2 separate regions of the Homo sapiens genome follow, and region 2 is linked to region 1. A link is a loop called in an ENCODE intact Hi-C map of the cell type or tissue named here. Cell type or tissue: chondrocyte. All regions are shown on one strand.

Evidence for each region. Hi-C counts contacts between places; a loop is a spot of excess contacts. Peaks named below come from ENCODE experiments on the same cell type or tissue, not always from the same donor. Only the 100,000 strongest peaks of a DNase experiment are listed, where the experiment ranks them.
Region 2: a loop joins it to region 1, with 2.9 times the contacts of the local background. A loop is called at or near these places in 26 of 110 quality-filtered maps.

Annotation. Positions count from the first base shown.
Region 1 is chrX:153,967,916-153,970,415 of GRCh38, reverse strand. The region is part of intron 1 of HCFC1 (host cell factor C1); the gene reads left to right. HCFC1-AS1 (HCFC1 antisense RNA 1) reads right to left here and starts at 1,651. Exons shown (of 3, transcript NR_046608.3): 1 at 1,346-1,651; 2 at 1,045-1,217; 3 at 325-631. RefSeq lists an enhancer at 1-227 and a silencer at 1,014-1,192. In chondrocyte, a CTCF peak has its summit at 1,378 (motif pointing right); no DNase peak of the experiment used is centred here.
Region 2 is chrX:153,921,485-153,923,984 of GRCh38, reverse strand. It overlaps ARHGAP4 (Rho GTPase activating protein 4), which reads left to right. Exons shown (of 22, transcript NM_001666.5): 2 at 2,176-2,380; 3 at 2,458-2,500. Among named protein-coding and RNA genes, the nearest start is that of ARHGAP4, 3.5 kb to the left of the region's middle. RefSeq lists an enhancer at 61-561. In chondrocyte, a CTCF peak has its summit at 966 (motif pointing left); DNase peaks (open chromatin) are centred at 868 and 2,344.

The DNA of each region.
Region 1 (2,500 bases):
CTTGCCCCTCCCCTTTGCTGTGCCGGGCTTCAGTGCTTTTCTCTGATCTTCTCCCCGTTCCCTTGTCTCTCCCGTGTTTGAGGATTGGTTTTCGTTAGTTAAAAGAAAGCCCCTAGTCCGACTGGTGAGGGAGAGGGGCTGTCGCCAGCGGTGGTGACTTCAGACCCACACCGTTACCCAGCGGGCTGGGGCTGGGGCTGGGGCGGGCGGATGTGTCCCCTTGGCGCAGGCAGAGCTCCCCTCCCTCCCTCCCTCCCTTCTCCTGCGCCTGCTCAGCTCTCCCTCATCTCGAGTGCCCATTCTGGAGAAATGACCATTTCTAGATTACAGATTCGTTCTCTGTCTCTCGAAAAAGGGAGGGAAGGGAAGCGCTCTTAGGACGCAGAGTTTAACATCCGCCGACCCGGGTAATGCCGGAGCCTTGGGGACCCCTAGGACGGGCCGGCGGCAGGGCCGCCTCTCCCTTTCCACGTTTACTTCTGCAGCATTTCTTTCCAAGTCGCCCCTTCTCCTAATCTGGTGCCTTCTGGTTTACAAGCTGAATTCCAGTTACCCCTCAGCGGCCTGCGTAGTCGTGTGTCTCCCCGCTTCTGCGGATCCAGGGGGTTACCCCACCCGCTCTTCTGCCTCCCTGCAAAACCCAAAGCCCGTTAGTTGGGAAGGGGAGGAACCTCTCTCTTCAGGTATGGCTGATGCACCACGGCCTTCGTGGGGGCCGTTTGTTGTTGCCTCTGCCTAGTAGCCTTGCTTAGTCTCTAGGGCAGAAAGCCTGCTGCTGTCCACGACAGCTTTGTGGCATCCTTTTTCTTGGTGGCTACTTGGCCCGTTTTGTGCCCCTAGCACAAGGGTCAGTTCCCAAGTTGCCTACTGACTGCCCGTTGGCCCACAGGACCCTGGCCTTGCCCAGAAGGCAGGGTCAGGGTGAGTTCGGTCCCAGGCAAGAGCTGGAAGAGTCTGGGTGAGGGAAAAGCCCCCTGCAGGCGGCTGGGGGAGGGCCTTGGGATGCCCTAGTCCTGAGTGGCAGGCACGGCTCCCAGCACTAACCCCTTGCTCCGCGGCCGTTCTCTCCTGGGGGCTCTAGCGATCCCCTGGCCTCGGTGGTGGCCCTGCAGACAAACCCTCGCTGAGTGGGCTTTGTGTCCTGAGCGGTGAGAGGCTGCTGTTCTTTGGCTGAGCTCCAGTGCCTCGATGCTCTGGGGGTGGGAAGCTGGAGCTGCCTGGAGGGAGAAAGTTGGTTTAGGGAGTTGGGAAGGCTGGAGCTGGGCTCTTGGGTGCCGCTTCCTTCCCCACCCCCCAAGGCAGAAAGTGCTGGTTTCTCCACATCTCGGAGATTATCGCCACCTACCACGTTGACTTTGAAAGGCTGGTGGGTTGTCTGTGACCGTTTTTCGTTCCAGGTCTCTCAGCACCTGTTGCCTCCAGGGAGCAGGGCCTTTCTCAGCAGCCCCCGGGCGGGGGCGCTTGGTGGTTGGTGGTGCCCCGCGCCAGCCCAGGCAGCTGCAGTAGCAGGAATTAGCTCAGTAAGCTAAGGCTTCTCCAGTGGTGGGGCTGTTTATAGAGGCACCGTCACCATGAGCAGCACCTTCTCCACTCTGTGGACCGACTTTCTTCTCATAAGGCCTGGAGCAGGCTCCCTGGCAGGGAAATGCAATTTTAGAAAGTAGGGCAGGGGCCTAATTACAGTCGGCTCCAGAGTCCACCACCACTGCTGCCTTGGCTTCCTGGGGCCTCTGCATATTCATTAGTTTATTAAAATGAATTGACCACTTTGGCATGAATTCATTACCAGTCTGCAAAGACAGGTTGTGCATTAGAGGGGTAGCCTGCCTTCCAAAGGGCTGCTTAAAATGAAGCTCTGGGATCCTCCAGGGTAGCAGTTTGGAAACTGTCATCGGCAATTCCTCAGACGAGAGAGCAGCTGGCAGACCTGAAGCCCTCTTCCTCACCGGGGTTTCTGCCCCCTCCCGCCAGCCCGGCCTCGTCACCTTTGTCTTGTCTTCTTTTGTTGTGTTTGGGATGAGATCAGGGCATATTCTCACGCCTGTGCCCCTTGCAGTTCTGCGGGATCAGTCCTCAAAAAGCCTTGTACCTTTGGAGAGAGCTGATCTGGAAGGGGTTCCCGTTGCTAGGATAAGAAAGCTTCAGGGGGTGTGTGCTTTGAGAGCTCTTAGGGTAGCTACTGTGCTTGTCCTTAGGGAATTTTAGTTCCATGTGGCAAGCCAAAGGATTCAGAGTGCTGCCAGGTGTGGGGGGTGGGGGAGCGAGAGCTTTGGCTACGGTGGCTCTGTAATGTCCATAGGTTCTTGGAGCTGGAGGGAGCCTTGGAAAATACCTAGTGGAACTACTTCCTTGTTTCTGCAGATGAGGAAATTGGGGTCCAAGAGGGGAAGTGACAGGTCCAGGGTCGCCCTCCCAGCTGGTGGCGGAGTTGGGCGGGAGTGCAAACCTTCATAGAGGCCGTTCTGCCACCTGTCTTTGGGGCCCATCACCTTTGAAATGC
Region 2 (2,500 bases), 46 kb after region 1:
CCAACATGATGAAACCCTGTCTCTACTAAAAATACAAAAATTAGCTGGGTGTGGTGGTGCGCCCCTGTAGTCCCAGCTACTCGGGAGGCTGAGGCGGGAGAATCGCTTGAACCCGGGAGGCGGAGGTTGCAGTGAGCCGAGATCGCACCACTGTACTCCAGCCTGGGCAACATCCTCCGTCTCAAAACAAAAAATCAAAACAAAACGTTAAACTGATTCAGTGAGGACTCTCCTGATTTCAAATGGCATTAGCGCCCACCCCACCTGGCCTTGGAGCTGACGAGTTAACCACAGGAGGCCAGCCTCGGATAGGATGAAGACACTCTCCATCTGTCTCACTTGGCATCGTGGGCTCTGCCCTGCTCTGTCGGGAGGTCCCGTGCCCCAGGCTTCCACTTACCCAGCTTGATCTGCCGGTGGGAAGAGCTCTCCTGTTCAGTAATTCAATTGGAAGGGTCAGGCTCCTGGGTCCCTCACCTGGCTAGTCTGGTGGGGGCAGGGAGTGGAGGGACAGAGGGATGGGTGACGCATGCAGCCAGGGCTGGGGCACCTGGAGTCAAGGGGGCTGAGACTAGGAAGGGGACATTCTCCAATAGGAGATCAGGGGAGGAGGTAGGGATGCTGGGCAGGCGGAACCCACAGGGTCCCCATGCAACAGCCCCTGGGAAGTCACTGGCGGGACAGAAATCCAATGGGATTGAGCTCTTCTCAGCGGAGTCCTCCCTCGCTGCTGCTGGTCTGAATCCTGCCGTCTTTTGCCTGGACTAGCACAGTAGCTGCCACCTGGGCTCCACCTGGCAGTGTGAGGGGGCCCTGAAAACGAAGCTGGACCACATCACCCCACTACTGTGGCTCCTCTCTCACTCGGAGTCCAGCTGGGAGCTCTGCCCAGACCCCGGGCTCTGTGCCATCTGTCCCTACCGGTCTCTCGGACTCCCCCTACTGCCCACGTACAGCCAGCTCCAGCCTTCTGCTCCAACGATGCGGCTTGTTCTTGACCACCCTCCTTTAAAAAGAGGTCCTCCCTGTCCCCACCCACCCCTGGCTCTGATCTTGCTTTGTGGGTTCATCTTCTCCGCACCCATCACTCCTGGGCATTCTGATATGTGTTCGTGCCCCATTCCAATCCCAGCTCCAAGAGGGCAGACACTTGGTCAAACCTCTTTGCCTTTGTATTTAAAACGTGCCTGCCACAGAATGGGTGCATAATCAACATTCTGCTGAATGAAGACATCAATTCATGTCCCTCCCTGGGGATGTGGATGGAGATGAGTAGGTGGGCAGCCTGCTGGCCAGAAGCTGAGCTAGCATCTTATTTACTCGGGACGGGCACTCAGGAGATGGCAAAAGTGTCTTCCGCAGGTTGCTTAAACTTGCTGGACAGGCACTTCTTTGCTTCAGGCCTGTGTGGGGGAAGCAGCGTTGCCAAATCAAGCCAGTGATAGGGTGTCAAAAGGCCGGCAGTATGGGGCCCTGGGTGTGACTCTCTCTGCAGGGTGGGGGAATGCACAGGTGGGGCGGGGGGTGATTGGGAGTGGGAAGTGGGGTCAGAAGACGGGGGCTAGCTCCCTGCCCCATTCTTTCACTTACAAGGCCGGATCAGCTCTCCCTGGCTCCCAGCCCTCACTGTGGACTGTCCTTTCCCCTGGGGCCTGAGGGCAGGCTTCCCCAGCCACTGAGACTGCGAGATCGCTGCAGGCTTGCCCTGAGCAGCACTGTGATCTGTGTGTTGTGTATCCGTGTGTTTGCAAGGGAGGCTGCCACCTCCCGGAGCCTGGGTACCGGCGGGAAAGGAAGTCGCAGGGGAAACCATTCAGAGGCTTTCCAGGAACGAGGGAGAGACAGGAAGCCAAACTGAAAGGTGCCTGGCTGGCGCTGGGGCGGCTCTCCCCTCTCTCTGGGACACCCTTCCCCTTCCCCCTCAACCGGGTGGCTCTGGCCATCTGTTGGCCTCAGCGCAGAGGTCGGCTGGACAGCTGAGGCCAGATCTGCCTGCAGGGGCCTAGCTTCTTTCCTCCCCTCTTAGCTCTTGCCCTCAGCCTAGGCTGGGTCCGAAGGAGCCCTCAGAGCCGACGGGACTGGGGTCTGTGTGCCTCTGCCTCTCCCATCCCACGCTGGCCTGGCTGACCCAGGCAGGGCGTGCTGACCAGGCCTGAGCCATGGTTCCCCCCACAGAGATGCGCTGGCAGCTGAGCGAGCAGCTGCGCTGCCTGGAGCTGCAGGGCGAGCTGCGGCGGGAGTTGCTGCAGGAGCTGGCAGAGTTCATGCGGCGCCGCGCTGAGGTGGAGCTGGAATACTCCCGGGGCCTGGAAAAGCTGGCCGAGCGCTTCTCCAGCCGTGGAGGCCGCCTGGGGAGCAGCCGGGAGCACCAAAGCTTCCGGTAGGTGATGTGCTGGCAGGGGGGCCACGGCAGGGCCCAAGCTCCGCTCCCAGGTCTCAGTGCCCCTCTACCCCCAGGAAGGAGCCGTCCCTCCTGTCGCCCTTGCACTGCTGGGCGGTG